Linked DNA regions of Homo sapiens: all the other regions are linked to region 1. The links are chromatin contacts, found by Hi-C or POLR2A ChIA-PET in ENCODE. All regions are on one chromosome and are shown on one strand. Each heading gives the region's core, a stretch centred on a gene start or an enhancer-like site at or near the end of the contact. The rest is flanking DNA. Distances are from core to core; before and after follow the strand shown. Region 1 has its middle 96 kb from the start of SERTAD2. Region 2 has its middle 57 kb from the start of MIR4433A. Region 3 holds the start of LGALSL (galectin like).

Region 1 (2,592 bases), core at 58-2,557:
CAAGGTCACACAGCCAGTGAGGGATGGTGGTAAGATTCAAACTCTGGCAGCATGGCTCCCTTGTGCTATGAGGTCTTTCAATAATTCAGTCTTACACTCATAAAAAAGGTCACATGATAAAATTTACTAAACAATTCAAAAAGGTTTTGTGTAAGTCTTCCTGAAACACTCTGGAAGGTTTTGGGGCTTATGACAAGCATTTCTTTAAGACAGCATTTACATTTAAGTCACTTTTCATCTTTACTACTTTGGGCTGATCATAAACACATTTCTGCTCTTTAAAAAGAAATATTTCTGTAGCAACTTGGCAGATTTCGGTACAGGAACAGTCTATTCTTTAAAATTAAATTTAGTAACAACTTATTCTGGTTACTCTGAAAGAGAAGGAGAGAATGAACTATTAAGAGGCCTTTCCTGTACTTTAATGTTTCAAAACATGTTTGGTTTGGCCTCATTTGAATCTTGTGGACAACTAGCCCAGAACTTGACTCAAAAAGAGTAATACCATTTTAAAACAGCTGAATTCTAAAAAGCAACCTCAGAAGCCAACTCTGAGCAACTATTTCTCATAATTTTTACTTTTATTTCAAACAAAATATGAAAGATGCATATGGCAACATCCTCATAAAGCATATATAGACAGGTATTTGTACTTCTGAGCTATGGACAACCAAGAAACCAAATCAAAATTTTACAAAATTCTGTAGTATGACATTGCTGAACAAGCAATGAAGTACACAAAAGATGGATATCAAAAGAGAAATAATCCATATTTCTCTCATATCCTTAACATGCTCCATTGTGTCCAGTGACTGAGAAATTTAAAACTCTGTGTTGTAATGCCTCCCTGTAACAGAGGTGAGCTAAAGATGAAGTGTCAAGCTGGATTTCCATCTTACCTTGCTTTCCCCCAACAGGTTCAAAGACTTCATAACCTTTGATACGGACTTGATATTTTTTCAATAGGGAACCCATAAAACTATTTTCAAATAAAAACACTAAGCAATGCCACTAGACAATCTGTCTTTCTCTGCTTTATCGCTGCCCTATCGCCACGCATTAAAATTAAAAATACCTTTCTGCCTTGCCTTTATTGAATAAAAGTTTAACTTTGAATTAGAAGAAAACGTACCCATCGTCCCTTTTACACTTTTTGCAGGTGATAGAATCTATCAGATCACATTGGTGGCTATCACTGCTCTCTAAGCATCCTAAAGACAGAAAGCATGCCATTACCAAATGTTTTATAAGCGTTATAATGCCCCGATGGTGGAAGTCTGGCAATACCTAGATATACAGCAAGGCTGGTGAATAAGGAGCTGAGGGGCGGAGGAAGCGGGAGCGAGGGAGGGAGGAAAGGAGGGAGTCGCCACCTTAAATCCACGCCGGACCGGGAACCTGCAGCCCACAACCTGATCCCTGCCCTCCCCAACAGTGGACCGGCCACCACATTTTTTCAGATCCTCCTCACCCAACCCAGCACAGCACTCACCCTTCTGCGAAGAAGTCGGCACCCAGTCCAGCTCCGAGACGGGTCGGGGTGGCAGCGAGGGAGGGGGCGTCTGGGCTGTGGGCGGGGGGTGTCTGTGCGTCACTCGAGTACAGGACGGTGAGTTCGAGGGGTGGGAGCGCAGAGGAGCGGGGAAATCAAGTCACGGCCGAAAAGGGAGAAGGAGAAACGGAGGGGTGGGGTGATGGAGCGCCCCCTCCCTAAAATAAACCCACCGGCCCCTACGATCTCTGCCCCAGAGAGGGAAAATAAAATCAGGGGAAATAATAGACCAACCAATAAATCTCTAAAACGACGAGGAGCGAGGAACAGACTTTAATTTAAAGGGGGGAAAATTGAGCGAGGGCTGGAGGGGAGACAGAGGGAAGCGGCTCTGGGTCTATCCCATGCCTTTGCAGTCCCCAGGCAGAGGAGGAGGCTGGCTGAGGGGAAGTTGCAGCGGCTCCCGAGGAGGAGGAGGAGAAGGAGGAGGAGGATGTTACACCGTAACAAGTACAGACAGACAGCCATGGATCAGAGGGGCGCTGCAAGCAGGAGCAGGGGCGGCCGCGGCGGGGCGAGCGGCGGCGGGCGGCAGCACCGCCTGCTCGGCTCGCTCAAGACATTTAATTGGATTGATGGGTTGTGCAGTGACTCACAGACTTTACAGAGTCGTACAGCAATCCCCGCCCAGCTGGACAGGGGTGATGCGGCGGGGACGGGCGGGGTAAGGGGGCCGAGAAAGAGGTGAGCTAGGAGGCGGCGACGAGAGGGTGAGGAGCTGAGGGGGCGGAGCGGAGCGGAGCTACCCAATGGTGAGGCCCATCGTTCCGACGGGCGTGGGCCTCGACCTATGGCGGCGCGGCTCGTTAAGCGGCTGGCTGCACCCCTGGCCCAATGAGTCTTCTAAGGACACTGCCGCGAGCGGGGCGGGGGCAGTGGAGTGGGGGGTGGGGAGAGGTGGGTGGACGTTCAAGTGTGGGGTGGAGGGAAGGAGGAGGCGCCGGAGACCCGCGGAGTCACTCGGCCCTCCTCGCTCCAGAAGTGCGCCTTCTGCCAATCCGAGCGCCTCGCGGGAGTGATGGACGCGAGCGTGTGGCCAA
Region 2 (2,592 bases), core at 61-2,560, 470 kb before region 1:
CAGGCCAAGCTGCTTGGCACTCGGTGCCCATTGCTTTAAGGTTGATGTAACAGAAAGAAATGAATCTTCCTAGCTCTGGTCCCTAAAAGGCTAAAAGCCCCCTGGGAACTGTATAGGACTCCAGTCATAGCCAAAATATTTGGGGGATGTGGGGATTGAGGAGAGCAGGGTCTCCCCTGGACTAGAAAATATCCCCCAGGCCTGTGGAAGGAGAGGTAGAGGGGACAGGAGGAGACCAGAGATGTCATCTGTCCTGAGGTCCAGTGGGGAGTGGGGTTGGGAAATAGCTGTGCAGTGGGTCTGAACAAACTGTTCTTACACAGCCAGGCAGAGTCCTGGCTCCCAAGTGAGACATGAAAGCCGCAAGGAGATTGCCCACCATTTGTGAAGGGGCACAGACACCAGGAACTCATCTGAGTGGTGATCTATGTGCCTCAATGACCTACAATTATGAGAATAAAAGATGTCTCATTGGACACCCTTGTGGACAGGTGACGGAAGACTGACAGGCCTTCACCAGCCTAATGACCTGGCACAACTTAACTGTCGAGGAACGCCAGAGAAGGAAAGAAACTCCAAGTTGGCTGAGATACGTTTCTACCACTCCATAGAATGGGAACTCAATGCTTTAGAGAAAAATATAGGCCTTAGTCACCTAAATTGTGACAAGTAGCCTGCAAGAGAGGGAAGGCTTTGAGGAACTGAAAGATGGCCATAAGAGTTTAATCCAGTGAGCAAGGGGAAGGCAGCCCAGGTGAGGTTGGAAGGACAGGCAGGGGCCAGATCACACAGGACTCTGTAGTGCGGGCCAGGGGATTTGTATTTAAGTGACATGGGAAGCTGTTTCAGAATTTTTAAGCAGTTCCTGTTCTTTAAAGTTCACATTAATTCTTGCATGGGGTTGGGGGGTGTCCTGAGCAAAGGTTAGGAGTGCAGTTGAAGGGCTATTGCAGTCTTCCAGTTGAGAGCAGATGGTGGCTGAAACCAGGCTGGGGGCAGTGGAGCAAGTGGATGGGTTCTTGATATATTTTAGTGGTAGAAGGAACAGGTTTTGCCATTGGGTTGGATGTGCGGAGTGAGGGAAAGGAAGAGTTGGTAAGAACTCTCAGGTTTCTATTTGAACAACTGGTGGGAAAATGAAGCCATTTACACAGCAGAGGAAGTCTGGGGAGAAAACAAGTGCCTGTGAGGAAATCCAGACTTTTTGAGATGCCTGAGTGATGCCGGAATGGAAATGTTCGGAAGGTAGGAAGGGTTGGTAGATAAGTAATCAACAGCATAGAGAAGAGGTCTGGGTTGAAGGTAGGGATATGTGTGTCATCTGTGTGAGCCTTTACCACTTATTGTTTTGTTTCATTTGCTTTCGCTTTTGCTTCTCCTCTGACCCTGCACCTGTGCAACTTCCCCTCCTCCGTCAGGTCTCAGCTCCAATGTTGCTTCCTTCGGGAGGCCGCCCTACTCCTACCCCAGTGTGAATTAGGCCGAGTTAGGCTCTCCCCCAGTCTTTCTGTTTAAATTTTTCCTTCCAAGCACTTATCATGGTTTGAGATGAAAGATTTATGTTTGCCTGTCCTTTAGCGATGAATCCCAGTCCACACTGAAATGTGTTAGAAAAAAATGACTTCATTTTTCTGTAATGAAATCATTTAGGCCCTAAATCTGAGGAAGAGAAGGCAGGAAGAAGAGCTGAGTGCAGATAAATTGCAACATTTATGGATCAGATAGAAAAAGAGACACTGCCGCAAGCAGCTAAGAAGGAGCTAGAAAGGAAACAGGGTGTCCGGGATGCCATGGGAGAGGGAGATGGGAGCGTTTCAGGACAGAGCACGTGTCGCTGTGTCTGATTCCGTTGAGGAGTCAAGCGTGTAAAGACTGGAGTGTCTACTGGATTTACAATACGGGGACACAGGTCCTTGGTTCCAGCAGTTTGTGTGGAGCAGTGCAGATAGAAGTCAAGTTGCAGCGAGTAAGGGAATTAATGGAAGGCAGGAATAAGAGAGAATATGTGAAGATGATTGTTCCAAGAAGTTTTACTGTTAGGAGAGAGAAACTAGGGCAGTAGCTAGGAGGGTATATGAGGTTAAAGGAGGATATCTCAGAGAGGCATGATCCTGACATATATCTATGTGTAGATGGGAACAATGGATTGAAGGGGTGGGATGGGGAGAAATAACAACAGAAGGAATCAGAGATGAACACAGAGAGAAGAGGAAGGGAGAGAGCAGGTGTGCGGGGTGTTGACTTGCAAAATGGAGCAAAGAAGGCTTTAAAGCCTACCCCAAGAGCAGCCCCCAGCCATGCCTAGATTAAGATGAGCCAGAGGGCTCCTTTGCAGCCCAAAGGGACCAGGGGGCAGAGAGGAAATGCCAGCTGCAGCTCTAGGAGGGGAAGCCATGGGTCTGGCTCAGTGGTAGTCAGTGGGTCGGCAGCCAGTCCCTGGCCCCTGGCCAGGCACATATTGGGAGCAGAGTGGCAAGTCTTCTGACAGCATTGTTGGAGAGGAAGGACCATGTGGGTGAGTGCTGAACAGCGGGAGGGCAGCCAGGACCAACTTCAGAGCCGAGCAAACTCAGTGGGAGCCTGGAGGAAGGG
Region 3 (2,592 bases), core at 31-2,530, 300 kb before region 1:
CTGGTAAACAAAGTGTGCTGCAGCCACAAGCGTACTGCGCTTTAGCCTCTATCTAGTTCAAGAACCACTTCCAGAGGATATGAGTGAGGCTTACAGGCGTGTGCAGGTAATTCTCCCTGCTCAACTGAGATTACCATCATTAGCTCTGGTCCATAAAGGGAAAACTAAGACACAAAAGCCACATTGATGTTCTAGGCCACACAGCCAATTGCAGTGACTAGAAGAAAGAAGCCTCCCCGGGCGGCGAAGGTTGCAGTGAGCTGAGATCGCGCCACTGCACTCCAGCCTGGGCCACAGAGGGAGACTCCGTCTCAATTTAAAAAAAAAAAAAAAAAAAAAAAAAGGAGCCTCTGAGGGGCCCTCTGGGACTGCAGTAGGTCACACATGCTCCCTGCTTATTAGCATAGAACGCCCCGGTGATTCATGCAATGGAATGTTTCAGCCAAGGATGTCACCTAATAGAGGATATGTTGATACAGCTTTATCTGAGAAGTTACATAATCGTCCTAGTGTGGAAATGCCATAAAGGAATTTCTGGCTTGAATAAAAGAGGTGTGTATCCCCTGGGAAGTACTCCACAAAGGGTATGAGGAGATTTTCAGTGAGAAGCTGACTACCCCAGACTGGGCAAGTGACTTGTTAAAAACAGGGCTCAATGGAGGCTCTCTGAGGACAGTGACTGCGCCCACTTTGATTTGGTAAGGCTTTGACTCCTGCTCGAGAGAGTCCAGGGACCCCTAGACCTGCCTGTCCTTCCACAGGGAAGAGCGACCTTTCTGTATCTAGCCTCCTGGGATAGAAAGGTCCCTACCTTGAGTCCTCTCTGCTTCGTTCTTTCAGGTCACACATTTATTTCTGCAAGCCTTCAGACCTTCCATTCTCTTTCTGCCCTAGAGAGCAGAATGAATCCTTCCCCCGATTTTGTTGGAATTCTCTGAAAGAAATCCTGCCAAGTCTCCCACTCTGGAATACCACCCCCAGCACCCAATCTTCCCTCGACCTCGCCTCCCATCGCCCCACCAGCGCCCAGGACGTGGCAGGAGGAAGGAGGCTGGAGGGAGGGGCGCGGGTGGCACGAGCACCTGTCACCTGACCGGCTCGGGCCCTCACTTCTCCAGCCCCGGCCCTGCCCACCCTCTGGCCGGTGAGAGCCGACAGGGCCCCCGCCCTCCCGGACCCGGACAGGCCCGTCCCTCCCGCCCCGGCCTCCGCCACCGTCCAATGGCCGAGGGGCAGGGCCCGCTGAGCAAGCCGCGGCAGCCCCGCCGGGTCCCCGCCCTGTTCCCGGTTCCCGAGCCGGGCCCCGGAGGCCTTTAAATGCTGCCCAGGGCCGACGCGGCACGGCCCTCGCCACTTTTCTTGGTCGGGCAGCGGCAGCGGCAGCGGCAGCAAGCAGCCCCGTCGGCCCGGGTCCGGGGCCGTTCTGGGCCGCGGCAAGCACCTTCGCCCTCCCAGCTCGCGCTGCCTCCCTCCCCTCCCCTCCTCCCAGGCTCTGCCTGCCAGGTCGGCGCCGGGCCCCGGGCGCGCGCGCGCGCGCCCCCTCGTGTGTGCGCGCGCCCGCCGCCAGCTCGGACCCGCGCCCCCGCCCCCGCCCCGCGCAGGACAGCCCCGGGATCCCCGCCCGCGCGCCGCGTCCCACGTACCCCGCCGCGCCGGGCAAGAAGATGGCGGGATCAGTGGCCGACAGCGATGCCGTGGTGGTGAGTGTGGCAGGGCGCGCGCGAGGCGCCCCTCCCCGCCGTCCCGCACTCCGCCGCCGCCTGCTCCAGCAGTGCTGGGGTGCTGAGCAGCCGCAGGCCCGGCCGGCGCCCGGCGCGTGGGAAGGCGCCCGGTACCTGTTAGCAGCCGCTGGCTGCGCGCGGCCGGTGTTAGGGGCTGGAGAGGCTCCCGGGCTGCGGGGCTCTGGGCTGGGGAGGGAGTTTGGGGAGGATGGCGGGTAGGGACGCCCGACAGCCCCCTCTGTGCCGTGCAACCGCCAGCCAGGTGTGCGCGTGGGTGAGTGTGTCCGGGGCGCGCGCCCCGCCACCGCCCCCGACGTACCGGGGATTCCCCCTTGGAAATGGGTCGGCGCCCGGGGCTCCCGAGAGAAGTTGAGCACGGCCGCTGCACTTCAGTCACGTCCCGAAGGACAGGCCTGGCCCACCGCGCTTCCAGAAGCGTTTACGGTTGGAGAGGGGCCTGCCCTCCTCCGGCGTGGGGCTCTGGCTCTTCGGTGGACCTCGACCTTGATTTTGATCTGGATCTGAAGGGTCTGCGGATCTTCAGAGGCTTAACTACCGGGTGGAAAGGATGGGTTTTGTTCGGGGGTGATGAGATTATCTAAGAGACGGTGAAGAGGCATCATCTGCAGACACTGTGTGCATGTGGAAGGCTGCTGGATTCCACCACATCTGTGTGGGTTCTTCCTCCAGCCCCCCAAAAAAGAGCCCATGGAAAGCCAATCTGTGTACTTCTATTTTTAGAAACTAGATGATGGCCATTTAAACAACTCTTTGAGCTCTCCAGTTCAAGCGGACGTGTACTTCCCACGACTGGTAAATGATTTTGCTCTGTGTCTCTGCCTGTACCTTCCTCCTTTCTCATTGCTTTTTA

What was found. A loop is a pair of places that touch in the nucleus more often than their neighbours do. ChIA-PET counts read pairs that join two places held with the same protein, here RNA polymerase II (POLR2A). Pooled maps may share reads with other maps.
Region 2: a loop to region 1 is called in a pooled map, with 3 times the contacts of the local background. The contact joins two enhancer-like sites. A Hi-C loop is called at or near these places in 1 of 168 maps with a recorded cell type or tissue (PC-9) and 1 of 50 pooled maps. POLR2A ChIA-PET finds 5 or more read pairs at or near these places in 1 of 52 experiments (H1).
Region 3: a loop to region 1 is called in a map of ascending aorta, with 2.2 times the contacts of the local background. The contact joins the promoter of LGALSL here to the enhancer-like site in region 1. A Hi-C loop is called at or near these places in 1 of 168 maps with a recorded cell type or tissue (ascending aorta), 1 of 37 single-sample maps with no recorded cell type and 7 of 50 pooled maps. POLR2A ChIA-PET finds 5 or more read pairs at or near these places in 3 of 52 experiments (OCI-LY7, PC-9 and activated CD4-positive, alpha-beta T cell).

The regions. Positions count from the first base shown.
Region 1 is chr2:64,748,789-64,751,380 of GRCh38, forward strand. No RefSeq gene overlaps it. Among named protein-coding and RNA genes, the nearest start is that of SERTAD2, 96 kb to the left of the region's middle. RefSeq lists silencers at 1,534-1,603, 1,935-2,592. Within about 2 kb of position 1,308, at least 36 of the 41 ENCODE cell types and tissues checked have a DNase peak (open chromatin) inside an H3K27ac peak, as active enhancers do; they include OCI-LY7, PC-9 and ascending aorta, where a contact is called at or near this core.
Region 2 is chr2:64,282,466-64,285,057 of GRCh38, forward strand. No RefSeq gene overlaps it. Among named protein-coding and RNA genes, the nearest start is that of MIR4433A, 57 kb to the right of the region's middle. Within about 2 kb of position 1,311, at least 11 of the 41 ENCODE cell types and tissues checked have a DNase peak (open chromatin) inside an H3K27ac peak, as active enhancers do.
Region 3 is chr2:64,452,882-64,455,473 of GRCh38, forward strand. It overlaps LGALSL (galectin like), which reads left to right and starts at 1,281. Exons shown (of 5, transcript NM_014181.3): 1 at 1,281-1,700; 2 at 2,463-2,534. The coding sequence starts at 1,665. It overlaps LGALSL-DT (LGALSL divergent transcript), which reads right to left and starts at 1,997. Exons shown (of 3, transcript XR_002959392.2): 1 at 1,644-1,997. RefSeq lists silencers at 1,038-1,457, 1,468-1,537, 1,628-1,927.